2 separate regions of the Homo sapiens genome follow, and region 2 is linked to region 1. A link is a loop called in an ENCODE intact Hi-C map of the cell type or tissue named here. Cell type or tissue: CD4-positive, alpha-beta T cell. All regions are shown on one strand. Each heading gives the region's core, and the rest is flanking DNA. Links, peaks and the distances in the headings are about the cores only.

Evidence for each region. A loop is a pair of places that touch in the nucleus more often than their neighbours do. Peaks named below come from ENCODE experiments on the same cell type or tissue, not always from the same donor. Only the 100,000 strongest peaks of a DNase experiment are listed, where the experiment ranks them.
Region 2: it touches region 1 in a loop (2.0-fold over the local background); 5 of 110 quality-filtered maps call a loop at or near these places.

What each region holds. Positions count from the first base shown.
Region 1 is chr6:137,583,240-137,598,859 of GRCh38, reverse strand. No RefSeq gene overlaps it. Among named protein-coding and RNA genes, the nearest start is that of LINC03004, 75 kb to the left of the region's middle. RefSeq lists enhancers at 9,094-9,388, 9,111-9,738. In CD4-positive, alpha-beta T cell, for the core only: a CTCF peak has its summit at 9,259; a DNase peak (open chromatin) is centred at 9,199; H3K27me3 peaks cover 527 bases.
Region 2 is chr6:137,489,922-137,504,209 of GRCh38, reverse strand. OLIG3 (oligodendrocyte transcription factor 3) reads left to right here and starts at 9,816. Exons shown (of 1, transcript NM_175747.2): 1 at 9,816-12,011. The coding sequence starts at 10,040. The coding sequence ends at 10,858. RefSeq lists enhancers at 7,659-8,191, 8,192-8,725, 10,407-10,906. In CD4-positive, alpha-beta T cell, for the core only: no CTCF peak of the experiment used is centred there; DNase peaks (open chromatin) are centred at 6,439, 9,729 and 10,649; H3K4me3 peaks cover 817 bases; H3K27me3 peaks cover 7,469 bases.

The DNA.
Region 1 (15,620 bases), core at 4,366-12,365:
TCCACAGGGCATGCAGAATGCTGATGGGGGCAGAGCCTAAAAGGACACAAAATGCTCAGTTAGATTAGAGTGAGAGACAAACTGAGTCTAACATCATAGAAAAAATAATTGCCCTGTTAACGGGGAACTCATCACAAACATTTTGTTGGGTGTATTATAGGGCTGCAAAGTCTTTTTTGCAATATACCTTTCTTTTGCTTCTAAGGTATTGTATTAGTCCGTTCTCACCCTGTTATAAAGAACCACTGGATACTGGGTAATTTGTGAAGAAAAGCAGTTTAATTGACTCACAGTTCCACAGGCTGTACAGGAAGCACAGCTGGAAGGCCTCAGGAAACTTACAATCATGGCAGAAGGGCGAAGGGGAAGCAAGACACGTCTTCACGTGACCAGAGCAGGAGGAAGAGAGAGCGAAGTGGAAAGTACCACACACTTTTAAACTATCAGATGTAGTGAGAACTCACTCAGTATCATGAGAACAACAAGGGGAAAATCTGCCCCCATAATTCAATCACCTCCTACCAGGCCCCTCCCCCAACATTGGGAATTACAATTCAACATGAGATTTGGGTGGGGACATAGAGCCAAATCATCTCAGGTGTACATTTAAAAAATATATTTTAACATCACTGATATCAGCCTCTGTGTTATAATTAAATGCATCCCCATTTGCTGTTGGTGTCAGTAAAGTGGTTGTTATTAGCTGCAATGCCCAGGTTTGTTCATAGATGCTTATATCATTGTCACTTCAATCGAGTCATGTGCCTGGTTGGTACTACATAAGTTGAGCCATTGTTAATGACTACCTGATTATTGTTGGGAAAATTTCTATCGATAACTTCTGACAAGATTTTGCTTTTTTAAAAATCAGCATCAGTGGATATTGTTGACTTAGAAAAAAATTCCAGAGAAGCACTGTATCAGTGATAATGCTGTGTCACTTATGATCCTGTTGGCCTAGATATATTACTGTGTGGAAAAGCCCAGGTAATGAGAAAACATTTCTTTCTAACTTTTTTTATTATCTTCTTTTTAAAAATTTTATTTCAGATTCAGGGGTTACATGTGCAAGTTTGTTACTTGGATATATTGCATAATGGTAAGGTTGGGTCTCTAGTTATCCATCAGCCAAATAGTGAACATTGTAACAAATAGGTAGTTCCTTGAACTTTCAACCCCCTTCCTCCCTTCCCACTTTTAGAGTTTCCAATGTCCGTTATTTCCATCTTTATGTTCATGTATTCACATAATTTTCTTATAAGGTCCTACATATAAGAGCATGCAGTATTTGATTTTCTGTTTCTGAGTTATTTCACTTAGAATAATGGCCTCCAACTCCATCCACGTTGCTGCACAGGACATGATTTCATTCTTTTTGAAAGCTGCATAGTATTCCATGGTGCATATATACTACATTTTCTTTCTTTCTTTCTTTCTTTCTTTCTTTCTTTCTTTCTTTCTTTCTTTCTTTCTTTCTTTCTTTCTTTCTTTCTTTCTTTCTTTTTTTTTTTTTTGGTGGAGTCTCACTCTGTCACCCAGGCTGGAGTGCAGTGGCATGATATCGGCTCACTGCAACTCTGCCTCCCGGGATCTAGCGATTCTCCTGCCTCAGCCTCCTGAGTAGCTGGAATTATAGTCGCCCACCACCATGCCCAGCTAATTTTTGTATGTTTAGTAGAGATGGGGTTTCACCATCTTAGCCAGGCTTGTCTTGAACTCCTGACCTCATGATCCACCCGCCTCGGCCTCTCAAAGTGCTGAGATTACAGACATGAGCCACCGCGCCCAGCTGAACTACATTTTCTTTATTCAATCAACTGTTGATGGACACTTAGGTTGATTCCATGACTTTGCTATTGTGAATAATCCTGCAATAAACATACAGTGCAAGTGTCTTTTTAATATAATGATTTCTTTTCCTTTGGGTAGATGCCAAGTAGTAGATTGCTGGATCAAATGGTAGTTCTATTTTCAGTTTATGGAGAAATCTCATACTGTTTTCCATAAAGGCTGTACTAATTTACATTCCCACCAACAGTATATAAGGATTCTCTTTTCTTCACTCCCATGCCAACATTTGTTTTTCTCTTATTAATAATAGTCATTGTGACCTATGTAAGATATCTTGCTGTGGTTTTAATTTGCATTTCTCTGATGATTAGTGATTTTGAGCATCTTTTCATATTTTATTGGCTTCTTGTATGTCTTCTTTTGAGAAATATTTGTTAATGTCCTTTGCCCACTTTTTAAAAACTCATTAAAAAGTTGTTGAGTTGTTTGAGTTCGTTGTAGATTCTAGATATTAGTCCCTTGTTGGAGGAATAATTTGCAAATATTTTCTCCTATTTTGTAGATTATCTGTTTACTCTGTTATTTCTTTTGCTGTGCAGAAGCTTTTTAGTTTAATTAAGTCCCATTTGTCTATTTTTATTTTTGTCGCATTTGCTTTTGGGGTCTTCATTATAAATTTTTTGCCTAGGCCAATGTCCAGAAGAGTTTTTCCTAGGTTTTTGTTCTAAAACTTTTATAGTTTCAGGTTTTACGTTTAGCTCTTTAAACCATCTTGAGTTAAGTTTTGTATATGGTGAGAGATAGCAGTCCAGTTTTATTATTTTGCATATGGCTAGCCAATTTTTCCAGCACTATTTATTGAATAGGGTATCCTTTCCCATTTATTTTTGTCGACTTTGTCAAAGATCAATTGGTTGTAGCTATGTGGCTTAATTTGTGGATTCTTTATTCTATTCCATTGATCTACATGTCTATTTTTTTACTAGTCTCAGGCTGTTTTAGTTACTATAGTTTTATTTAATTTGAGGTCAGGTTATGTGTTGCCTCTGGCTTTGATTTTGTTTTTTTGTTTTGGTTTGTTTTGGTTTTGCTTAAGATTGCTTTGGCTATTTGGGCTTTTTTTTGGTTTCATATGAACTGTAGGATTTTTTTTTCTAATTCTGTGAATAAGACATTGGCACTTTGACAGGAATTGCATTGACTCTGTAGATTTCTTTGGGCAATATGATCATTTTGATAATATTCATTCTTCCAATCCGTGCGTATGGGATGTTTTTCCATTTGTGTCGTCAATGACTTCTTTCATTAGCATTTTGTAGTTCTCCTTGTAGAGATCTTTCACCACTTTGATTAAATTTATTCCTAGGTATTTAATTTTTTGTAGCTATTGTAAATGAGACTGAATTCTTTATGTGGTTCTCAGCTGGAACATTATTGGTGTATAGAAATACTACTGATTTTTGTACATTGATTTTTTTATCCTGAAATTTCACTGGAGCTATCAAGTTTAGGAGTCTTTTGAAGGAGTCTCCAGGATCATGTCATCAGCAAACAGAGATAATTTGACTTCTTCTTTTCCAGTTTGAATGCCTTTTATTTCTTTCTCTTGTCTGGTTGCTCTGGCTAGGACTTTCTGTACTACGTTGAATAGGAGTGGTTAGAGTGGACATCCCTGTCTTGTTCCAGTTCTTAGTGGAAATGCTTTCAACTCTTCCCAATTCAGTATGATGTTGCCTGTGGGTTTGTCATATATGCCTCTTATTATTTTGTGGTATGTTCCTTCAATGTCTAGTTTGTTGAGGATTTTTATCATGAAGGGATGTTGGATTTTATCAAATGCTTTGTATGCGTCTATTGAGATGATCATATTTTTTTTGTTTTTAATTCTATTTAGATGGTGAATAACATTTATTGATTTGTGAGTGTCAAACCATCCTTGTAACTCTGGAATAAAACTCACTTAATCATAATGAATTATTTTTGATGTGCTGTGGTTTGGTTTGCTAATATTTTGTTGAGGACTTTGGCATCTATGTTATTCAGGAATGTTAGCCTGTAGTTTTCTTTTTTTTGTTGTGTCCTTGCATGATTTTGGTATCAGTGACACTTGCATGTAGAATGAGTTAGGCAGAATTCTTTCTTTTCAATTTTTTGGAAGAGTTTCCATAAGATTGGTAACAGATTGATATGGTTTGGCTCTGTGTCCCCACCCAAATCTCACCTTCAATTGTAATAATCCCCATGTGTTATGGAAGGGACCCAGTGGGGGTAATTGAATCATGGGGATGGGTTTTTCCCATGCTGTTCTCATGATAGTGAATAAGTCTCACAAGATCTGATGTTTTATAAAGGGAAGTTCCCCTACACATGTTCCTCTTGCCTGCCACCATATAAAACATGACTTTGCTCCTCATTTGCCTTCTGCCATGATTGTGAGGCCTCCCAAGCCATGTGGAACTGTGAGTCAAGAAAGCCTCTTTCGTTTATAAATTACCCAGTCTCAGGTATGTCTTCATTAGCAGTGTGAGAATAGACTAATACCAGTAGAGTAGGGTGCTACTGCAAAGATACCTGAAAATATGGAAGTGATTCTGGAACTGGGTAACAGGCTGAGGGTGGAACAGTTTGGAGGGCTCAAAAGACAGGAAGATGTGGAAAAGTTTGGAACTTCTTAGAGACTTGTTGAATGGCTTTAACCAAAATGCTGATAGTGATATGGACAATAAAGTTCAGGCTGAGGTGGTCTTAGATGGAGATGAGGAACTTGTTGGAAACTGGAATAAATGTGACTCTTGCTATGTTTTAGCAGAGAGACTAGCAGCATTTTGCCCCTGCCCTAGAAATCTGTGGAACTTTGAACTTGAGAGAGATAATCTAGGGCATCTGGCAGAAGAAATTTCTAAGCAGCAAAGTGTTCAAGACATGACTTGGGTGCTGCTAAAAGCATTCCGTTTTATGTATTTACAAAGATATGGTTTGGAATTGGAATTTACATTTAAAAGGGAAGCAGAGCATAAAATTTGGAAAATTTGCAGCCTGATAATGCGATAGAAAAGAAAACCCCACTTTCTGAGGAGAAATTAAAGCTGGCTGCAGAAATTTGCATAGGTAATGAGGATCCAAATGTTAATTGCCAAGCCAGTGGGGAAAATGTCTCCAGGGTATAGCAGAGACCTTCCCAGTAGCCCCTCCCATCACAGGACTGGAGGCCTAGAAGGGAAAATATGTTTTGTGGGCCAGGCCCAGAGCCCCCCTATTGTGTGCAGCCTAGGGATTTGGTGCCCTGTGTCTCAGCCATTTCAGCTGTGGCTAAAAGGGGCCAACATACTGCTCAGGCTGTTGCTTCAGAGGGTGCAAGCCCCAAGTCTTGGCAACTTACACATGGTGTTGGGCCTGTGGGTGCACAGAAGTCAAGAATCAAGATTTGGGAACTTGGATTTCAGAGGGATTTCAGAGGATATATGGAAACACTTGGATGGTCAGGCAGAGGTATGCTGCAGAGGCAGAGCCCTCATGGAGAACCTCTGCTAGGGCAGTGCAGAAGGGAAATGTGGATTGGGAACCCCCACACTGAGTCACCACTGGGACACTTCCTAGTGGAGCTGTGAGAAGAGAGCCGCTATCCTCCAGAACCCAGAATGGTAGCTCCATGGACATCTTGCACCATGCACCTAGAAAAGCCACACTCAACACCAGCTCGTGAAAGCAGCTGGGAGGGAAGCTGTACCCTGCAAAGCCACAGGGACAGAGCTTCCCAAGGCCATGGGAACTGACCTCTTGCAATAGTGTGACCTAGATGTGAGATATGGAGTCAAAAGAGGTCATTTCGGAGCTTTAAGATTTGGCTGCCCTGCTGGATTTCAGACTTGCGTGGGGCCTGTAGCCCATTTGTTTTGGCCAATTTCTCGCATTTGGAATGGGTGTATTTACTCAATATCTGTAATTCTGTCGTGTCTAGAAAGTAACTAATTTGCTTTTGATTTTACAGGCTCATAGATGGAAGGAACCAGCCTTATTTCAGATGAGACTTTAGACTGTGGACTTTTGAATTAATGCTGAAATGAGTTAAGACTCTGGGGCACTGTTGGGAAGGCATGATTGGTTTTTGAAATGTGAGCACATGAGATTTGGGAAGAGCCAGGAGCAGAATGATATGGTTTGGCTCTGTGTCCTCACCCAAATCTCACCTTGAATTGTAATAATCCTTACATGTCATGAGAGGGACCTGGTGGGAGGGAATTGAATCATAAGGGCAGGTTTTTCCCATGCTGTTCTCAGGATAGTGAATAAGTCCCATGAGATCTGATGGTTTTAGAAAGGGCAGTTCCCCTGTACATGCTCCTCTTGCCTGCTGCCATGTAAGACATGACTTTGCTTCTCATTTGCCTTCTGCCATGATTGTGAGGCCTCCCCAGCCATGTGGAACTGTTAGTCAGTTAAACTGTTTTCATTTATAAATTACCCAGTCTCAGGTATGTCTTTATTAGCGGCATGAGAACAGACTAATACACATCTCTTCCTTGTATATCTCATAATATTTGTCTGTGAATCTCTGGTCCTGGGCTTTTTTTGTTGAAAGTTTGTTGTTTTTTTTTCTTTTTTTTCTTAATTACTTATTCACTTTCACTGCTCATTATTAGTTTGTTCAGGATTTCAATTCCTTCTTGATTAAATGTTGGGAGGTTGTACATTTCCAGGAATTTATTCATTTCCTCTAGGTTTTCTAGTTTGTATATATAGAGAGATTTATAATAATCTCTGATGATCTTATGCATTTCTGTGGTATCAGTTGTAATGCCAACTTTATAATTTTTGATTGTACTTAATTTGAATCTCCTCTCTTTTTTTCTTGGTTAGACTAATTACCTAGCTGTCTATCAATTTTGTCCATCAACCACCTTTTCACTTCATTGATCCTTTACATCATTTTTTTTGGTCTCAATCTCATTTAGCTCTGCTCTGAGAATAAACCAAGCACAAAGCCAGCAAAAGAAAGAAATAACATGTTGTTATTTCTTGTTATTTGCTTCTTTGGGTTTGGTTTGTTCTTGCTTTTCTAGTTCCTTGAGGTATAACATTAGATTGGTAATTGGAGATTTTTTTTGATGTAGCCATTTAACACTATAAAGTTTCCTTTTAGCACTGTTTTTGCTGTATCCCAGAAGTTTTGATATGTTGTGTCTCAATTTTCATTCATTTCAAAAATTTTTTATGTCTGCCTTAACTTCATTGTTTACTCAAAGTTGCTTAGTTTTTGTGTACTTATGTAGTTTTGAGAGTTTCTCTTGGTATTGATTCCTAATTTTATTCCACTATTTCTGAGAAGAAACTTGATATGACTTAAATTTTTAAAAATTTATTAAGATTTGCATTATGGCCAAGCACATGGTCAGTTTTGGAGAATGTTCTGTGCACAGATGAGAAAATGTATATCATGTGGTTGTTGGAAAGAATGATCTGTAAATGTCTATTAGGTTCTTTTGGTCTAGAGTCTAGTCTAAGTCCAGAGTTTCTTTGTTGATCTTCTGCTTTGATGAACTGCTTAGTGTTGTCAGCGGGGTGTCAAAGTTCCTCACTATTATTGTATTGTTGTCACTCTGTTTTCTTAGGTTTAGCAGTTTCTTAGATCTAGTAGTATGAATCTGGGTGCTCTGGTGTTGGGTGCATATATATTTAAGACAGTTAAATTTCTTGTTATATTGAACCCTTTATCATTATATAATGCTTTTCTTTTTTTGGTCTTTTTGTACTGTCATTGGTTTAAAGTCTGTTTTATCTGATATAAGAATGGCTACTCCTGCTCGGTTTTGTTTTCTATTCACATATGTCTTTTTTTCATTCCTTTATTTTGAGTCTGCAGGTGCCTTTAGCTATTAGGTTGGTCTCTTGTAGGCACCAGATGGTTGGGTTTTGTTTTGCCAGCTATGTCTTTTAAGAGGTGTATTCAGGCCATTTACATTCAAGGTTAGTATTGACATGTGAGGTTTTGTTCTTGTTAGAATTTTGTTAGCTAGTTGCCTTGGAGTCTCAATTGTATAATTGCTGTATAGGTTCTGTGAGCTTTCTACTTACATGTACTTTTATGATGACTAGTATTGTCCTTTCATTTCCATGTTTAGAACTCCTTTGAGCATTTCTTGTAGGACTGGTCTAGTGGTAATAAACTCCCTTAGCATTTGCTTGTCTAGGAAAGACTATTTCTCTTTAATTTATGAAGCTTAGTTTGGCAGGATATAAAATTCTTGGCTGACTTTTTTTTTTCTTTAATGAGGTGAAAAATAAATAGGCCCCCAATCTCTTCTTTCACAAGGCTTATGCTGAGAAGTCTGATGTTAGTCTCATGGGATTTCCTTTATAGGTGATTTGATGCTTCTTTCTAACTACTTTTAAGATTGCTCTTACACTTTGACCTTGGATAGTCTGATGATGATATGCCTTGGTGATGTTTATCTTGTAGAATATCTTCCTGATGTTCTCTAAATTTCTTGTATCTGGATGTCTATGTCTCCAGGGAAATTTTTCTGAATTATCCCTCAAATACTTTTCCCAAATTTCTTACTTTTTCTTCTTCTCCCTCAGGAATGCCTATAAATTACAGGTCTGGTCACCATATGGAACCACATATTTCTCAAACGTGTTTTTCATTAAAAAAATTCTTTGTTTTTGTCTGACTGGGTTAATTTGGAAGATCAGTCTTCAAGCTCTGAAATTCTTTATTTTGTTTCATGTAGTCTCTTGTTAAAGCTTTAAATTGTGTTTTGAAAATTCCTTCAGTGAATTTTTTATTTCCTGAAGGGTTTTTTCTCCTTTGTTTTTTTTTTTTGTTTTTTTTTTTTTTTTTGTATTTAAAATACATCTATCTTGTCTTTCCTATCCTGAATTGTTTTCCCGATTTCTTTGTGTTGGTTTTCAACTTTCTCTTGGATCTCATTGAGCTTCCTTACAATTCATACTTTGAATTCTTTATCTGTCATTTCAAAGTTTTCATTTTGGTTAGGATCCATTGCTACAGACCTAGTGTGGTCCTTTGAGGGTGTCACAAAATTCTGTTTCTTCATGCTGGTTTCTTGTGCTAGTTCTTCTCATCCGTGGAAGCTGCCACTTTTTATTTTTGAAGTTACTCTTTTGGAGTGGGATTTTTTCTTCTCTCCTTGAGGGTGTTACAGCTGTGTGTGTTGGGTAGGATTTGTTTCTGCATGCTTTTAGGGGCCCAAGGCTCCTTACGAATTCCTTGGTTATAGATAGCCTTAGTGTGGTTTTCTCAAATGGTAGTTATTTGTAGGTTGTAGTAGTGGAGTACTGTACATGTGGTCAGGCTGTCTGTCACCTACAGAGATGAGTAAGTTGAGGTCTGGGGAAGCTTATCTCCTTCCTTAGCACTGTGCACATCTGTTAGCAGGAAGTATATTGGGTTGTGCAGTTCACCCTACAGGCCAGTAGATAGCACTTGCGGGCAAAAGCCTGCTGACTGCTATACAATGATGTCAGTAGTTGTGAAACACTGTGCAGTTTGACCTCCTTGCCAGTAGGTGGCAACTGCAGATAAGAGGCAGTTACAGTGACGGCAGTGGAATTTTTACTTGACCTTTGTTAACGGGGTATGTGTCCCTGGTAATGGGCAGGGCATGGGGCTTTCAGGGATCCCATCTCACGTTCTGCTACCAAAGTGGCTATAGGGAGCAAAGCTGGGTAGGGCCTGGGTCAGCTGAACCCAGAACCAGGCTCTTAAGGCAGGTACAAGTGCTGACCTTAGCAGGGGTCTAGGGGAAGCTTTCAGGCCCCTACCCTGCCCCCACAGAGCCAGCTCAGGGGACCAGGGGCTGCCAGGGATTTTCAGCCTAGAAGGCGGCTGCAGGCCTGCACAGCTCTCACACACTGATTTGCTCTCCCTGCAGCAAATGGCTAGGGCAACAGGCTTGACTGGTTAGTCTAGTCCCAAGCTATCTGTGCCCAGATTGCCAAACCGTTCCTGGCGTTCAGGTCTGCTAGAACCCGTGGAGTAGAAACTGCCACTAAGAGACCCCACCCTTTCCTGTCTGGCCTCATGAAGGGAGGGACGCCCAGCTCCCCACACCATCACACTAACCCACTTCACACTCTTCTCTGTGTTCTGACAGTTGAGTTTCCTCCCCAACTCAAGGTCAGGCCACAGATCTCATCTCCCTACCCCTGGGCAGTGTGCTCCAGTCCTGGAGAACTGGACCCAGGCCAGCAGATTTATCCTTTGGCCCCTTGGGATCAAGCACCAGCTGTGATACAGAGGTGGACTACTCCCAGGTTACCAAGAAACCACTCAGGCTGGGCGATGGTGGCTATGCATTGGGCTTCCCCTGCAAGAATGGCCAGGCAGGCAGTCTTGGGAGGGACCAGCAGGCATGAGGGCATGTGGTTCGGATGCACACATGGCAGCGGGGCCTGTCTTGGGTGCATGAGCATGCGTGGACTTTGCTCTCTCCTGCAGGCAGATAGCAGAAACTGCAGCTGCTTAGGGAAGGATGCAGAGCTTTGTTGGGGATGGGGGAAGGTGGTTCCCAGAGTCACACTTTGCTGCAGCTGCCCAGCACACTGAAGCATTTTGGGATCCACTCAGGTTTAAGCAGTGCCTGTATGTATTCTCCACACAGCTCTCCCTACCATTCTGAAGGTCTGCTTGGGGGTCATGAGAAGTCTTCTAGCTAGGATCTCAAAGGTCCACCATGGGAATATGGTGCTCTGGGGTTCCTTTACTCACCCTTTCTTTGGGTCTGATCTAGGGGCCAGTCCTTGTCTTAGTTACACAGCAGATAACCTGCTTCATGAAAGCTTACCACTTTTCCATTGATGCATAGTTAGCATTTACCAACAAACCATCTCAGGTGTTTGCTGGGTTGTGTATCTAACCCTCTAATTTCAATACTTTAAACACATTTTGCTTTGATGAAATACAAGTGCTTTAATTTCTCAAACATGCTACTTGTCTTTCTTCTTATACATTTTTAAAGGCATGTGGAACAATTTTTGTCATTTCCAACGACAATCTACTTTTGAGACATTCTAATGTCTACTCTAAGCACACATTGTACAACATGAGTTCCTACTGGTGTTCATACTATTATAATTCTATGGAATTCTATGATCAAATATACTTGTACATGCTGTTATAGCCAGATTGATACCAGCTGGACTCTACAATTGAATCAAGATAACTAGGGAGTCAGTTCTGGTGCCCAGGGTAAGCAAGCAATATGAGCAGCCCCACTTATAGAATATTTCATAATGTCACCTTAATTTAGTTGTTTGTTCAACAAATATTATTGAATTGTCTATTATGGAGTAGGCACTGTGCTAGACACTGGGGAAACAGAGGTAATTAAGTACATGTTATGTAAATATTTAACCATTCCCTGTTATCTGTTTACCCCATAGTAAATGATATTTATGCTAGCTCTTAAATTAAGCAAACAAACAAATGCACAGTATTTTCTAAAATTCGCATGCTAAAAGTTTTATAGACCTATATGTAGTGTGACACTTATCCATATTATACTGAGAATGTAGCTGTTTGTGGTATTTATTGTTTGTTATGAATACAGGGTGAAAGTGAAGAATATGATTATTAATACTAGAATTACTTCTCTTTTTTTGAGAGAGAGAGGTTCGCTCTTGTTGCCTAGGCTGGAGGGCAATGGCGCGATCTCGGCTCACCACAACCTCCGCCTCCCGGGTTCAAGCGATTCTCCTGCCTCACCCTCGCGAGTAGCTGGGATTACAAGCGTGCACCTCCATGCCCAGGTAATTTTGTATTTTTAGTAGAGATGGGGTTTCTCCATGTTGGTCAGGCTTGTCATGAACTCTCAACCTCAGGTGATCCACCTGCCTCAGCCTCCCAAAATGCTGGGATTACAGGCGTGAACCACCGTGCCCGGCTTAAATGCTAGAATTATTAAATGACTACACAATATACCAGTTATTTTATCATATACGTCACTTGTAACTCCAGGATAAAAGCCCCGTACTTGCTATGGCTTTGATTCCAAATTTCTCTCTGTTCTCTTCCTACTTGGTGAGCTGAGCTGGATCACATGGAAGCAAAAGCACCAGAGAGTGGGTGAGGACTTTCTCAGGGCCTTTCCCATTTATGCCCCCTCCCTACCCACTCGCGCGCCACCCACGTTATATTCCTGGCCCTCCAAGTTACCAGTCTGACTGCTGAAACTCAGGGAAGATAAGAAAGAGTTTTTTCTACAAGGCAGTGGCTCTCCAGTTTTATAGAACATAAATTACATGGAGAGTTGTTAAAATGCAGATTCTTAGGCTCCATCCCCCAGAGAGTTTGATTCAGCAGAACAGAGTAGAGCTTAAGGATTCTGATGCAGGTGTCCTCTAATCCATACTGCCTGTAAAAGAAAAGGACACCCTCTCATTCCTTCACCAGCTACTTAAGAGAAAAAGGGTGATTCTCTCTCTCTCTCTTTCTTTCTCTCTCTCTGTCTCTCTCTCATACAGCCACCACACACACACACACAAAAGAAAAACGTACTCAAAAAAGAAGAAATTATAGCTTTGGTTCCATCTGTAATGGAATGATGAGCATTGTACTTATCCCATAGTAAATAGCTATAAAAACAGACAGAAGGTATGAAATGACTATTTGTAGGCATTGATTAACAGTGCCTAAAGTACAAGACCCAATTATATGTTGCTTGTAGGAGATATTTAAATATAAAGACACAGATAGATTAAAAGCAAAAGGTATGCCACGCAAACACTAATAATTTAAAAGCTGGAGTGGCTATAGTAGATTTCAAAGCAAGGAAGATTAGTGGCAATAATGAGGGATATTTAACAATGAAAGACATCTAGTTCATCAAGAAGACAGTAATCCTAAATGTGTATACATCTAATAAAAGAGCTTCAAAATATATGAAGCAAAAACCAAAGAGACTTAAAAAAAAGAAACAGACATATCTTCAGTTACAGTGCAAATTTACATTTTTCTCAGTAATTACTTGAACAAGTAGGCAAAAAAAACCAGTAAGGAAGGATATAAAAGATTTGAACAACTCTCAACCAATTTTCCCTAATTAGCATCTTTAGAACACTACCTCAATGGCTGCTGTAGAAACATTCTTTTCAGTTGCAGATGGAACATTCACCAAGATAGACCATATTCTGGCCCATAAAACAAATCTCAATAAATTTAAAAAGATTTAAATCTTACAGTGTATGTTTTCTGACCACAATAGAATTAAAGATCAATAACCAAAAGATAGTTGGAAAAAAGCCCAAGTATTTACAAATTAAGGGACATACTACTAAATAACTCACAGGTCAAGGAAAATTTTAAAATATTTTGAATTAAAGGCTGATAGCATCTTAAAATTTGTGGAATGCAGCTAAAGCCATGCTTAAAGGGAAATTTATAGCTATTATAGGGCAAAAGAAGTCAGACACAAGGCGATATATTGTGGGATTCCAATAGATGTAAAGTACAAAAACAGACAAAAAACAAATGCTCTTGGAAGTCAGGATAGTGGTTCCCCTGGGGCAGGTGTAGCCCTTTTAAGGACGTTATATTAGTCTGCTAGCACTGCAATAACAAAATATTAATCTAGGTGGCTTAAATAACAGACATGTATTTTCTCCCGGTTCTGGAGGCTGAAACTCTAAGATCAAGGTGCAGGTAGGGTTGGTTATTTCTGGCCTCCCTCCTTTGCTTCAGATGTCTGCCTTCTTGCTCCATCTTCACATGGCCTGTGACCTGTTGACACACATCCTTGGTGTCTCTTTCTCTTCTTATTAGGACACCAGTGCTATTGGATTAGGATCCCATCCTTATGAGCTCATTAACCTTAATTACCTTTTTAAAGGCCCTGTCTCCAAATACAGTCACACTGAGAATGGGGTCTTCAACATACAACTTTGAGAGAGACAGTCCAGTCATAATTGACACATAAGGACAGCTTCTGGAGTACTGGTTGTTTTCTGTTTCTTTTTTCTTTTTTAGAGATGCAGTCTCACTCTGTCGCCCGGGCTTGAGTGCAATGGTGAGATCTCGGCTCACTGCAACCTCCGCCTCCCAGGTTCAAGCAATTCTCCTGCCTCAGCCTCCCTAGTAGCTGGGATTACAGGCGTGCACCACCATGCCTGGCTAGGTTTTTGTTTGTTTGTTTGTTTGTTTTTTGCATTTTTAGTAGAGACGAGCTTTCACCATGTTGGCCAGGCTGGCCTCGAACTCCTGACCTCAAATGATCCACCTGCCTCAGCCTCCCAAAGTGTTAGAATTACAGGTGTGAGCCAATGTGCCTGGCCGTTTTCTGTTCCTTTATCTGAATGCTGGTTCCCTGTGTTACATCTGTACTCAATTTCTAAAAATTAATTGATCAGTTCACATATGGTAATGTACTTTTCTATATGTATATTAAAAGTTTAAATTAACTGTATAAATATAAAAAGGTATTTTTATAAGTATGTAAAAAAAGTTAAAATCAAAAAAGAATTCATCATGCAGAAAAGAGCGGCCCAGGATAGTTAGAGTGGTTGCCTCATGTACAGAATCTTGAAGAGCCTGGCTCTACAGTTAGCCAGACCACGTTTGAGACCCGGCTCCACCGTGTAGGGGTTAACAACTTACTTTTTCTGATCTCGGTTTCCTCAGATGTGAAGCAACCCACCTGGGAGAGCTGTTGTGAGAATGAAAACACTCAATTCACATTAGCAACATGATAATTTCACTGCTCTGCCTCCCTGCAGAGCTTCTCCCTGGGGGCACAGTTAAGGATGGGGAAGGAAGATATCCTTGAGCAAATCTCAAAGATGATGCAGACCATTTTCTAGAGTCTCGAATTCCACTGTATAGAGAAAAGTTTGTTTGAAAAGTTGGGAATTCATGCTGCTTTTGAAGAGATGCAGTCTCACTCTGTCTCCCGGGCTTGAGTGCAATGGTGAGATCTCGGCTCACTGCAACCTCCGCCTCCCGGGTTCAAGCAATTCTCCTGCCTCAGCCTCCCTAGTAGCTGGGATTACAGGCGTGCACCTGTAATCCCACTTGCAACTAAGCAAGGGCTTAGTTGGTAATATTCCACAGGTGTTACAGCCAACTAGGGACAAAGCAAGACGTAAAGGAGCAGAGCTGAAGGGTGACGACATACAAAGTTTCTGATTTAAGTCCTTCTTTTTGTTGTTCCCGGCAAACTGGAATGCCCTTTTCTTTTCCTCTCTCTAAATAAGACCATCTCTGTATCCTTTATGATTCACTTAAATGTTACTAAGTTGATGACCCCCATCTCAGGCGGTTTTGATCCATATTAACTTTCCCTTTATTTGAACTCCGGTGACACTTCTGTTTACTGTACATTTGTTGTTTCTTCTTTTTCTTTTTTTTTTTTTTTGAGATGGAGTCTTGCTCTGTCACCCAGGGTAGAGTGCAGAGGTGCGATCTCAGCTCATTGCAACCTCTGCCTCCCGGGTTCAAGCAATTCTCCTGGCTCAGCCTCCTGAGTAGCTGGGATTATAGGCACCCACCACCACGCCTGGCTAATTTTTTTGTACTTTTAATAGAGACAGGGTTTCGCCATGTGGGCCACGCTGGTCTCAAACTCCTGACCTCAAGTGATCCACCCACCTCGGCCTCCCAAAGTGCTGGGATTACAGGTGTGAGCCACTGCGCCCAGCCCATTTGTTGTTTCTTAATCACATTGTGATTGCATTGTAGCCTAGCTGTTTTTTTATTTGTCTTCTCATTGAAATGATCAACATCAGAGAGCAAGACTTCCTTTCCCTATATTTGCCTAGCTTTTAAGGTGAGGGAAGAGACCACTCAGTCTTCTACATGGTATTAGCTACAGTTT
Region 2 (14,288 bases), core at 6,289-14,288, 97 kb after region 1:
CGTGATCCACCCGCCTTGTCCTCCCAAAGTGCTGGGATTACAGGCGTGAGCTACTGTACTCGGCCCTAGAAAGTACTTTTATCATTGGTCCATTCATGTTTGTGTCTATTTTGAATAATATAATGAACACCTGTGAACGCCCATCCCAATCCAGAAACTGAAGCCTTGATTATAACTTTTATAACTCTGTGTGGTTCTCTCCCATCCTATACCCCTCCTCCTTCACTTGAAGTAGCTCCTATCCTGAATCTATGCTGATTCTTCTCTTCCTTGCTTGCTTTTTCTTTTTTAAATGTAGCTTTTCCACTTCTCTGTGTAATCTTAATAAGTATATTAAGTATATGCTTAATATGCATTATACAGTTTAGCTCTGTGTCCCCACCCAAATCTCACCTTGAATTGGAATTCCCTCATAATCCCCATGTGTCAAGGGCGGGACCAGGTGGAGGTACGTGAGTCATGGAGCCGGTTTCTCCCATGCTGTTCTTGTGATAATGAGTGAATCTCACAAGATCTGATGGTTTTATATGCGTCTGGCGTTTCTCCCGCTTGCGCTCATTCTCTCTCCTGCCGCCCGGTGAAGAGGTAACTTCCACCGTGGTTGCAAGGTTCCTGAGGCCTCCCCAGCAGAGCTGTGAATCAATTAAACCTCTTTTCTTTATAAATTATCCAGCCTCAGGTATATCTTCACAGCAGCATGAGAATGGACTAATACAGTAATATATTAATAAGTATATTGCTTTGTTTTAGTTGCTTTTAACCTTACAAAATTTGTTATCATTCTCCATGTAACCTTTTGGGACTCTCATTATTTCTCTTAATTTTTTCTTAATAGGATTTATTCATATTTTTGCATGGAGCTATGGTTCATTCACTTAATCTGCTGAATAATTCTGTGCATGTGCTTTAATTTACTTATGTATTTCCCTGTCAACAACTATTTATTATTGTGAATAGTGATACTATGAACATTCTATTGCAGTATATGTCTTTAGGTATGTAGATTCAAGAGTTTGAGGTGGAGGCGTACAAGCTAGGAGTAGAATTTTGGGGTCATATAGTACATGAATGTTAAATTTTACAAGACAATATCAAGCTGTTTTCCAAACTGGCTATGACAGTTTATATTCCTACTAGAAAGGCCTATGGAATACTGTTGTGCTACAAAGATAATTTCCAAGTTTAAAAATAACTATTCACTATTCACAGTCTTTCAGTGTGTTTTGATAAAGTATCATTATTTTATGTAGTCACACTCGTCAATCTTTTTCTCTTATAGATAGTTCTGGTTTTGCCTAATTGAATAAATCCATCTCTATTTCAAGATTATAAATAAATTTATTTTTTATTAAATGTTTTAAAATTTTGCTCTTGAAATTTATGTCTGATCCATCTAGGTGAATAGCTTACAAACACCTTGCAAAACTCTTTTATTTAATCCTCACAATGGTATATGTCACAAGTATCATTACTTTCATTGTGCAGATGACAAAGCGAAGATTCAGAAATGGCAAGAAACTTGTGAAAGTGTGCATACCTGGTAACTAGTAAATCCTATCTGGAAATTCTGATGGGTTGTGAAGTCTTTCTTTCTCTAATATCTGCCTCTGCCCTTCATACTATAGGGAGGGTGCTCCTCCAGTGCAGAAGTGACATCTCTATGTTTACAACATAGGAGTTATCAAAAAAATAGTTTATATCTCTCCAAGAGCTCATCTTTTCTATGATCCCAGGGTATTTGTAAGCTTTAGCCAGCAGACAACTTATTAAAGAAACATATGCAATATTTTTGTGCTGATGTTAATTTTGTTCCCATGGTTGTTGGTGTCTTTCCCAAACAGGGACATGTGAGACACCACAACAGAGAGGAACTATGCCCTTGTTACTATAGACCTATCTTTAAAATGTTTACAACTCCAAGCTGCGTAGGCCTATGCTTACTAGTTTTTAGTTCCTACAGCTACTTAAACTTTTGAGTTGAGTTTGTTATATGCTCTTGGCCCATATCTTTCCTCCCATACATACCTTTGGCAACACTTTTCTATTGGGTGTCTGTTCTTGGCATTACCTTCCCAAAGGCATTACTTCTCATTTAATGCAATTACTTCAATTAATATGTCTAATGGGAGCAAAAGAGCTATTATCCCCTGCTTTACTTTCATGAGAGGTAAAACTTTGACGCAGATGAAGAGATAGAACAATTGTAGCGAGTATACTTGAAATTATACACATAACAGCATCTGATTTCCTCTCAGGCAAATAAATCACATATAAAAGCTTTCCCCAGAGAAAACAAATTTTTCTCTGGAAATAATTAATAATAGGCTTAGAGATCTATGTCAATCAAATGAGAGTTGTCTTTTTCTGAATACAGATTTCTAGTATTGCATTCTTATTTAAGTAGATGCATTTTTGCATGATGAACAACTATGAGGCCACTTTAATTGTCCCTCAATATAGAGTTAAAGCTTTCTTTTTTCTTTTTAGCAACAGAGGAAATTAAGAACTTATTTGAGAACACTGTTCCACAACATTAGGCTATCCACAGTATTCACTTTAAAAATTCTATTTCTATTCTATTGTATTTCTTCTATTTTATTTCTTTTATTCTGATTCTATTTCTAGCAGAGTTTCAGTCTGATGGTATTCTCAGTTTTTCACTTTGCCTCTGCAGCACAGTTTCTGAGCTGTCCTTATACTCAGGAGTACCATCCCTGAAGGATTACTCAGTGTTTTCATTCTTCTCACAGCTTTATCTCAGGCTATTTGACTGGTTCAACATATTGGAGGGTGTATGAATGGTGAATGACAGTGCCACAGAATCCATAGGGTATTTAAACATGATTGACAAACTTGCTATACATTTGCCTTTGGAAAACGGCCACAAATGGGTTCTTTATTAAAATGTTAGAATCAACATTACAATTTCCATGCATCTATAAAGTTAACATATATTTTGCAAGTGCTTTTGCACAAACAACTCCATAAAATGCACTTAAGGGTAGGATTAAATTTATATATTACAAGCTAAGGATACGTGCATAGTGTTTTCTATTCCTCCTTCTTTCTTTTCACCCTCATTATAAAGTTTTATTTTTCTAAAAGTCTACTCAAATGTATCACACTTGCCATAATAAAATGAAGAAAAAAACCAAAGTTCTTTTAAGGTTATCTAACTGAAATATTCACTTCCGTGGACAAATGCTCCAGTATTCTGCTATTTCTTTACTACCAAGCATTATAGGATGGAACGATCACAATCACTAGAAAAAAAAGACCTGGAAAATTATCAACTTTCTTTCATGAATACCTTAAATGATATCATATTATGTAAAAATATTAATTTCCATTATTATTTTGTTCTAAAAATTGACGTAGCTCAAATTTATAAGAAGCTTTTACTAACAGCTCTTGATAGTACTGTTGAGAATATATTTCAATTGTTAAACAGGAGATTCAGCCTGGTCTGCAAGTAAAATATAAAATGATAAATATCTAGAAATGTTAAGTGAAAATTTGTTTCCAGCCTGCTTCCTCTCTCCCTATCTTCCTCCTCCCCTCTGCCCTGCAAAATAAAAGAAAAACAGGACCTAACACTTAAATTACTTGGGCAATTGTTTTAATTTTAGTATATATTATAATATGATGTAAAAATGAAAATGAAAATTTAGTCAATATTGTAAACAGTGATAATTGGGTTTTATATCGTTTACATTCAGGCTGTTGGTGTTATGCAAACCAAAACCATATCTATAGATAGAAAAATACAATGCACTAATGAGAAAGTACAATTTATTACATTTTCATTTGTTTTCAGAAATGATGAAGCAAAATCCACCTGGTCCATACCACAAATGGTATATAAAATGAATCAACCATTGAAAGGCTGATTTTAGAAAATTGCCATTTTTATTTTTCAAGATTCAGTAGCAGAATCTTATTTACAATTTTCTCAAAATAAGATTTGTAAATCTATATTTGTTAGGAGTCAAGCCAATGTGAGAAGATTTCAAATCCAACGTTACTTATAAACAGATATTTAATATGTTTTCCATTGTCTTCATTAGACAGCATCTGAAAATAATTTATTTATTTTTATTTAGAACCCAAAGACTTCAAGGAAATATTTTAATGTATTTGACTCTATGCTAATATACATATAAACTTCAGAACTTACATGTATAGGTACCTATAATAAAAAAGCAGTGTAATAAATTGTTGTCATAGGTGTAAACATTCATTTTATCTGCTGTTCCTTTATAGTTAGATGCTATACCTATATTCTAATCTCTTTGTGGTATCTATTTACTTATATACTTTGTGTGTGCATAAATCTGAATATTACTGAAGTCAAAATGAGGTATACATATGCTACATAAGATAACTCTAAAATAAAACTAAATTCCTTAAGCACTTCAGCAAAGAATACAGCAATATGTGTTTAACTATCTAATAGAATATAGCCAGGAGATGATCAAATAACCTCCAAAAGCAAAAAGTAGAATTAGTATTCTGTGTTTTTATATTGAGATATCAAATTGTATACGGTGGCTGTAACTATCAATTCATAAAAGAAATAAGTTAATAACAATAACATACTGTTAAAAAATCATCTGCTTAGTGGTTCTTAAAGTATTGGTATTAATGGAGCCACAAATCCAGAATGTCAGGGCACATGCCAAGAATGTGCATATAAGTATGCAAAGTTTAATATAACTCATCAGTTTATGTAATTGATCACCAGTGATATTTAAATCAACCCAAACATTTCAATCTTGAGAAAAAAATTATTTTCCATTTATTGGCTTTCTACAGGAGGAAAACTCGGTTGAGGTTTTGGCAATTGAGCAGATGTTACTAGAAAGGAAAAAAAAAAAGAGTACTGAAGGATGCTCACTAATTGAGCTAAATCCTATAAATGAAGCCCAGAACTTCATATTTCCTTTGACTTTCGTGAGTCTTTAAATAATTATAATGAATTTGTAAGTTCTAGCCAGCCTTGGTGCTTATGCATCATTAAAATCAAACTTCTAGTTCTGCCAGTGTATTAACTTGTCTATATATTCACATAATTAGCACCTCATCATTTTGTGCTATTCTGGGACTGCCTGGCATCTTCCAGCCTCACATCCAATATTGTGAAAAGCAGTTACTACCAGCTCATAAAATTCTGCTGCCCTTCCACTTCTGCTATTTTCCCCGTATGAAAACTGGATTTTAATAAGATGAGGAGGAAGACTGGACAGATCAGTAAGTTTTCAAGATGTTATTTAAAATATGGGGAAACCCAGAAAATGGAATCGCTTTAGTCAGTCTGTCCAGATCCATCTTCTCTGGCCCTTGTATCACCTATTTAATTGCTGGAATTCTGATTTTGGCATCTCCCAATCTAGGGGCTCAGGGTTCCGTGCCCTAAGCCAAACACTATCACTCGGGATGCGCTGCTGCAGGAAGAGATTATTCCTGCTTGACTGCGATTTATGTTGATATTTAAATTTTTTTGGTCTTATTATTTATTTATTTATTTATTTATTTATTTATTTATTTATTTTCTTTTTTGGTACTGGCTTCTTTGATCAACCTAACGGCCCTGGTGACCGGACCCCCACTGCTATTGTTGTGAAGTTATCGTTCTACTCTGCTAAAGAATGCACTTTTTGAGAAGTTTCTCCGCGTGGTCAACTAATTTTTAGGCTATTCCTTGTTTGCACATGAGGAAACATAGTTAGAAATGTTTAGGTTTCCTTTTTTTGTTCTGTTTTGTCTTGGAGGGTGGTTGGGTTGAAAGGTGAAGCCCACAGGGCAGCCTCCCGCCTTTCGGTCTCGGCCAAAGTTTCTGCTGGTCAAGTTTGCTGCTTGATGAGCGAGAGGAGCCCCTGGACGTTGCTGATTGACCTGCCTCTCACAGTAGCTCTTCGGCAGGTCAGCTAGCGACATTTGCTACTGGACTCTTGCGGGGGTGGGGGTGGGGGTTCGCTCCTGAGCCAAAATCGCCGCGGCCTCAGGCAGAGCCGGCAGCTGCTGGAGAGGAACTCGGTGGCTAAGGCTGCGGAGCAGTGGGCGTCGGGCACCGAGCGGCGCGCACTGGGTGTCAGGTAAGAGACGATCCCTGGTGATCTGGGAGGCACAGGGGGGTGTTGAGCACAGCACAGCTTCCCGAGTGCGCGGTCCCCGCGGAGCGCCCTGGGCGCGCGGGTACAGCAGGACGGCTCTTCTGCCCCGGTCCACGCGCCGACCCGCTGTTTTCATATGTTGTAGGAAGGCTGAGAAACTCCAGGCTCTTCTCAGAGCCAAGACAGGCTTGGAGGGAAGTAGCCTGCCTGCCTTGGGACGCACCTGTTGCCGGAGAACGATCCCCGCCTCCGCGGCGCAGCCCGCCCCAGCCGCGAGGGCGCGGGGTGTGGCCCGAGAGAGCGCAGCCCGAGCCACCGCAGCAGGGTCGCTCGCTCCGGCTCCTCGCCGGTCTGAGCCCTCCGAAAGGGGTCTCGGCCAGGGCCAAGGTCATGGTGCGTCTCCGGCTGAGCCTCTGTAGGCTGCTGCAGCCTTGGCCAGGCGGCGACTCCTTTACTCTCTCCTTCCGTACAAGTCTGGGGTGGGCGTTGGTAGTCAGCCCTCAGAAAGAAATCCGTGTGCCTGCCCTCCTGAGCTCCGGGCCTGCTCCTTCTCGGGTTCAGGGCTCAATCCGAGGAACTGAGCTGCGGTGGCGGGGGTCGAAAAGAGACTCCACGAAGCAAGACGTGCGGGGCGACTCAGCCTTTTGGGCCCCGGCGAGTATTAACCCATTTTACGGTAAGCAAAGTTGTGGCACCTTTACTCACTCCCCTCGTCTAGTTGTCAAGCCCCGCAACGGATGGGAAGTGGGGGAACTAGCTTCTAAAAGTACTTACTGGAAGGAGGCCCTGAACCTTGGACCACCCACACTCACGCATTACGGACCTTCGAAAAAGCAGAGGGTGACCGAGGAGCGGAGGGCGCGCCACGTCCCGGCCTCGGAGCCAGGGAGTCCCGGCCTGGTCCCCGCAGATCTCCCATTTCAGGCACCTCTGTTACTGGAGCTGAAAACCCTTAGGGAAGAAGGAAGGGAATGTCCTGGTCTGTTCGGGCAAAGGCCCAGTCGCCCCTTCCCGGCCCATCGCAGCCCCCTCGGAACCGGCTGCGGCAGGCGTCAGCCCCCTCTCGGCTGAAAGGCTGTGCTGAAGGAGAGTGGCTTCTGGTTTGGACTCCCAGAACCCTGGCCCCGGACTTCCAGCCCCGCAAGCTTGTATTTCGAGGGCTGCTCTACCCTCCTTCCCTCCCCTCCCCCCGCCCACGGCTTGCCACCTTCGTTACTAATTTGGGGGAGATTTTAAAACTTTATTTTACATTGTCCACTGGGAAAATCAAGACTTTTTTTAAAGGGTAAAATATCTTGTAGCAACATGATTTTTCCACTCCTTCATTTGCAACCCTTCTGCTCTGACCAGACAATTCTACTTCCCCAAATCAAAACTCAGGTGCAGCGTTTTCAGTCTGGGTGTGGGAAGGACAGACGCCGCCGACGACCTAGGGTCAGGGAGGTGGCTCAGGAGGACGGCGGGGGCCAGACCTGTGCACCGTCCGCAGGGCGGGGAAGCTGCTCTTCGTCCAGTCCAGTGCTCGCTCCCAATGCCCTCCCCCGTCCGCCTCTCTCTCCTCACCCCATTTGATCAGCAGGGGAGTCGCAGAGGGTTGTCGTTAGGACTAGCCACTAGCTTCCTCCCATCACCTGGGACTGCACAAGTTCTGGAGCACTTCCCCCCTCCCCTCCTTTTTTAAATAACCAGGAAGACTTAGTGTATGTCACTATCTTATTGGCGAGTCTGGTGAATTAAGAAACATTCTTTATGCTTGGTATTAGGAATGCTTTTGGACATTAGTCTTTCCACATCCAATCTAACCTCTTGAATTAAGAAACTTTCCTTCCACCGAGATGAAGGTGGTAGAAGAGGCTCCTGTCCAATCTGCAAGAGCACTAACTTCCTGGCCTTGACGAAGGGCTGTTGGCCATTTTTCCCCCATTACAGAAAAACAAAATTCGGTGTAGCAAAAGCATCCATGCCAATGTTGCGTTTGCCCATCCTTCTGGTATTGGCCAGAGCTGCCTTCGCAGCGTGACTGTCAGTGGGGCACAGCCTCAGAGCGTGCAAACTCCGGACCTGGGCGCGCATCCCTCTCCCACTGACCGCTCGGTTTGAGTCAAGGGAAAGGGGGGCATCCTGTTCTTCGAAGTGACTCAGCGGCGCAAGAGGCCCCAAGTGCCCGAGGTTCCGCGATTGATTCGATTTCACACTTCCACCGAGACTCTCAGTCACTAGCTAGCGTTTGTTTCCCGTTCCACCAAGCCGGGAGAGGGGCGGTGTCCGGGTTCTTCTAGAGACCACTCCTGGGGCTCTCTCCCTTCCCGGGATTTCTGCCTTCCCGCCCCTCGTGCTGCTGAGCTAAAGTCTTGATCACAAAAACACAGCAAGGGGGAAGAAAGATCTACGCCCACCTCCGCACTCGCACCGAAGGCTCCAAACTCCGACCTCCTCTTTATTCCCAGAAACGACTCTGCGCTGAACCGCAGTGCCCGGGCACGCACAAGGGGCTTTCTAGGTCCTTTCGTTGTTTCCCTTCCCCCGTGCTTCTTTGCCCACGCACCCCACCCCCCCGCCCCACCACCCCGACATCAGATAGTTTATTATGAGCTTCTGATTTCCCTGTCCGACGCCGTACGGCGGCCCCAGCCTGGTGGACCCACCCGCGCAGGCCGGGGTGCCGCTGAGTTCCCGGAGCTCGGGGCACGTCAGCACAGCGGCCAGAGGAGGCCCGGCGGAGCTTCGGGCGCGGACCGTCCCACCGTTTTGCGCCAGCGCCAAGGTCCAGGAAGCCTGGAGTGGGAACAATCTCTCTGGAGCTCTCAGGAACCTAACAATCTCTCTCTCTGCCTCCTTGGCTCCTTTTCCTTCCCATCCTCCCAAGTTGCTTTTCTTGTGACATTAACATTTTTTTTTCGCAGTTTTTGGTCTAGGAAGTTAAAGAATTGTGCAAAACTGAAATTCTTTTAGAAATCCATGTTTTAAAACGAAAGAGAGGACACAGAAAATAAGAGACCTCTCCGCCACAATACTGCCAGGAGCAAAGCCATCACCGAACATGGACATCCCGTTGAAACCACACCAGAAGGGCCCAATAAACAAAATTGACAGAATGGAAGTGTTTAGGAAAAGAGATCTAATGAAAAAAAAATATTGAGACAGAGAAAGTCGGCATGCAGTCTTCCCACCACCCCCAGCCCCCGCTGGCAGCACCTTCCCTCCGACCGCACCTCTGTCCCTCAAACCTTTCCACTGAGACCTATTTTTGCCCATATTTCTCTAAACTTGGGAGCAGCCAGGAAAGAAAGGAGAGCGAATGTTTCAATTCCTCTCTCCAAACTCAGAGGAACCTCCACCAACCGCCTGGCCACCTTCTCTTGCCTTCCTTCCGTTCCTGATGTGTGATTTGGTTAGAGAAATTGGGAAGGGGGGTGGGGTGGAAGAAAGTTAAAAAAAAAATCAGGAAGGCGTAAGCTGGAGCGGTGAGTGTGTCAATCAGAGGGTTTTGTGCCTGGGGGCTCCTAGCGGTTCGGAGCAGAGGTGTCCCAGGGCGGCCCCACAATGAATATGAATAGGAATCCTTGCTAAATGGGACAGCAAAGCGCACCGCCCTGAATGATGGCACGTCATCCTAACCAGCCCAGGATAGATAGGAGGGCTCCTTTTGTCTCTTTTCTCCGCCGCAGCTCTATAAAAGCCCCTCTTTTTCAGCGTGAGGTTAGTTCAAGCACACACCAACTAGCTGTCCAGGAAGCAGCCTAACCAGAGAGAGGGGCGTGGGAGGGAGAGAGGCGGGGAAAAGCAGCGTCTCCGCTTTTCTTCTCACGTCTTGCCGCGGAGAAGTGGGTTCCTGGGCAGTGCAGATTTTTTTTTTTTAATTCAAGATTTTCTTTAATTTCCCGCCTAAAGCCTCCCCACGGTAGGGCCGCATCCCCTGTAATAAAATGAATTCTGATTCGAGCTCTGTCTCCAGCAGAGCTTCATCTCCGGACATGGATGAGATGTACCTGAGGGACCACCACCACCGCCACCACCACCACCAGGAGAGCCGTCTCAACTCGGTCTCGTCCACGCAGGGCGATATGATGCAGAAGATGCCCGGGGAAAGCCTCTCGCGGGCTGGCGCCAAGGCCGCGGGAGAGAGCAGCAAGTACAAAATCAAGAAGCAGCTGTCGGAGCAGGACCTACAGCAGTTGAGGCTGAAGATCAACGGACGCGAACGCAAGCGGATGCACGACCTGAACCTAGCCATGGACGGGCTGCGCGAAGTCATGCCCTACGCGCATGGGCCGTCGGTGCGCAAGCTCTCCAAGATCGCCACACTCCTGCTCGCCAGAAACTACATCCTCATGCTCACCAGCTCCCTGGAGGAGATGAAGAGGCTGGTTGGCGAGATCTATGGGGGCCACCACTCGGCCTTTCACTGCGGGACCGTGGGCCACTCGGCCGGCCACCCCGCGCACGCGGCCAACTCCGTGCACCCGGTGCACCCCATCTTGGGCGGCGCGCTCTCATCTGGCAACGCCTCGTCACCGCTGTCCGCCGCCTCACTTCCCGCCATCGGCACCATCCGGCCTCCCCACTCGCTACTCAAGGCGCCCTCCACGCCGCCCGCGCTGCAGCTGGGCAGCGGCTTCCAGCACTGGGCTGGTCTGCCCTGCCCCTGCACCATCTGCCAGATGCCGCCGCCGCCGCACCTGTCCGCTCTCTCCACAGCCAACATGGCCCGGCTGTCGGCCGAGTCCAAGGACTTGCTCAAGTGAGCAGCGGGCGGGCCCGGCTGCCAAGGAGGAGGGAGAGCGGCGGGAGGGGCCGCGGTGCCGGGCCGGGAGGGAAGAGGGAGGCTGCACGCTCGGCCCACGGGAGGGCAGGCTCCGGGGCCCGCAGCCTCCCACGCTGTCTGAGAGATCTCAGACTCCACTTGACCCCCGGAGGGAAAGGACCAAAATCAAACCGCAATTTCTAGGTGGTAGCAAAGGGGGACTCGAACCAGATGTCGTGTGTTTTGCATGCATGCTTCTTTTCCCCATGCCGCGCCAGTATTTTTCACTGCCATATGCTCTTGTCAAAACTGCATTTGTTGTATAAAGATGGGATCGGTGTAGTTAAAAACTTGCGAAGGGACTTTTGAGTTGGCTTTCTCTGACTCTGTGTTCTCGCTTTGGAAAAAGACGGCCATCCCTTTTGTGCAAAACAAATGTAAATATTTTCTTGAGATGGATGCGATTATGATTGTCTCTGTCCTTGCCACAGTTTTTCTAGAGACAATGGAGAGAGAAAGAGAGAGAGAGCGCGAGAGAGATCAAGACCCAAGTTTTGAATCTCAACCGAGGTCCAGGGCATGACACCTCCTATGTGGGTTTTCCTTTCGACGCAGTGTAGGTCAAAAGAATGCATGCACGCTTCTAAATGAATCTTGTCTGAATATGTCGTGCAGGCTGTGGTGCCGTTTTCCTTGTAACAAGGATTTATTAGTGAATTATCCCAAGTACTCCATATATCTGTCTGTGGTTGTATGAAATGAAAAAAGGGGCAGAGTGCAAAGACCCACACTCACGCACACGCGCTTCTTCTCCCACCCCCACCCCCTTCAAACTTTATTCGGAACCTTCCTTTGCTGTTCTGGGGCCGCTATTGTAAAAGCCTGGGCTCCCTCTAGTAGCTTGCGCCACCCCCCCTCGCTCAGTTATTCTGCATGCGGGGTTGGCTCTCTCTATTATCAGCTTTGAAAACTTATCCTGGTTTTGGGAGGGGTGCCGTTTTTATTTTCCTGAACATTTGCTTGAAATATTTTGTTAGGGCCTCAAAGACGATACCTGTCTTTATTTTTTATATATTCTTGATAACTATGATATATTTATTAATAACCAGTGTTTCTGGATGAGATTTCAAATAAAAAAGAACCTTTAAATCGTGGCTTTGCCTTTGCCTAAAATCTTAGCAGATGGGGGTAGTGGGATAGGAAACACGTGGACCAGGTAAGGTGTATCTGGGTGAGGAATTTGGATGGGTGGGCAGATGTGAAGGTTTTCCGTGATTACGTACAAGTAAACAGGATGGGTAAATTGGTGCTGATTTTTGGAACTAAATGTCCTTCAAGCGGGCATTGCCCACATTCATAGTATTATGCTATTTGAGCTCATTTCTCTGCAGTAATCAGACCCTCATAAACTCGAGAATTGAATTTTAAAAAGTAATCTGGAAACTTAAAGTGGCAGGAAATGAGAGGTGGAGTGTCACTACGATGACTGTGTTGGCAACAAACAAGGATGAAGCAGTACGTTAACTTCTTTTCACTTTAAATTGAACTTGTGCTTTTCCCCCCATGTTAAAATCTAGTATACATTTTAAAAGTCAACAAAGAGTGGTCTTAGAAAATAGTCAAATACTCACCCTGCTTGCCTGCACCCTCGGAAGCATGGCCTACAGAGAAAGGGAAGGCTTCTCTGCTTTGTAAGGTGAGCTCCGGGTGAGTCAAACCACCACCCAAGTCTCAGAATCTTGCAGATTTATAGCGAGAATCCTCCCTTCTTTCTTCCCTTAGAAGATTGCTGGTCTGATTAGCTATATACATTGGGCATCTTCTACAAAAAAGTCAGCTAAAACGGGAGTCATTTTAATAAACTACTTTTCTCTTTTCACCTCCCGCCATAACACTTCTAAATGGTTTGTCTAAGCAGGAGTAATCCAGCAAGACAGTTTTGTCTATTTGTTTAAAGGGGACAATAAATCGAGCTGTAGTGAGGATAGCCCCAACAACACAAGCCTCCATTTCCCTCTGAAGAAAATAGAACCCTGATTGAAATGCAACACCCCAGGATTTGCTTCTGAATAAGTTGTAACATCACCTAGATGTTGGTTGAGGCCAAAGCTCCTCTCCAATGGGGGGAGGCTTGTGGTCTCTTTCTAGAATCCAGCAAGGAGAGCACGTCTAGGAAGCATTTGCGTTTGCCCTGTCTTTCCTGGGTCCCTGATGCCTACCCAGTACTGCCTCTGTCAGGCAGAGCATCTCTGTGGGTTTCTCTTCTATGCAAATCATCCCCCTCCATCCCTTTTTACCCTCCCATCGCTACCCCACTCTCAGCCAGGCGAAAGACCTAAGTTAGCATCTACAGTGGAGGGTACTTGTTTCCACTGGTTTTAGGCAGACAAATGGGGGAATAATCGTCTGTTTCCCAGGGGTGATTCATTTCTCTGGGTGAGGAAAGAGCCTATTGAAGATTTATTTGAAACCAACACAAGGCAGCCCTCCAGTCTTTCCCCAGAGTTTATTATTTAGAAAGGGGAGGGGTGGGAGAAGTTTCATCAATCAGGAAAACGACTTTCTCCTTAGCCACTTGCTTCTTTTGAGTCCTGTTTCCAAAGGCCTGGTTCTGGGGAAAGACTCAGTGCCTTACAGTTGGCCTAGTGGTGGGCCTCATGCCTTCTCTAAAACTGAGTCTTAAATTGGGTTATGCAAAGGAATAAAGCCACATTCTTTACACTAGGACAGTCGTGGATTTTGTGATTGTGCTGCTGAGACAGGAAATCCTTGATTTACAGCAGTGGTCAGTTTAAAGAGCTGTGATGTCCACTCACATAAGCTGAAAGGAAGCTTGAGCACAGGGAACTCTATTGCAAATTTTGCAACTAAAATGGGAAATAGACACCACTTCCAATATCGAGAAGATCTCTTAAGTGAGCAGAGCTCTTTTCTGGGATACAAAAATTCTTTTGGCTTCGAGACCAGAAGAGAGGATTTCTTTAAGTACAGGACAGGAACCCAGTGAGGAAGGTGATTTGAGAGCCACGTCATCTGAGGTTTCTGGATTTATTGGGAAGAAATAATCTCCATTCGCTCTCCGGGAAGGCCCTTCCCTTGATGCCTAGGCGGGTCTGCTGGGCATGTGAGTTTGCAGGCAGACTTTTACTGTCATTGCACTTCCCTTTAAATACTCGAATTATCGACGCCAGAAAAAAGATTTCATGACCGCAAAGGTGAAAATGGGTTTCGGCCGGGATTTTTTTTCGTTGTAAACTTGTCACTTTCTCGAAATTTTGCAAGTTTAGTTTTTCATTCAATCTGGAAACACCACGACGATCCTTTCATTCCAGATTAAACCCCGCCTTACGTTTAAATGGATGGCGAAATCCTCCTGGGCGGAGACACCTTGAGAAGCCCACACTAGAAACCTCTCGGCGCTTTCCCAGGCG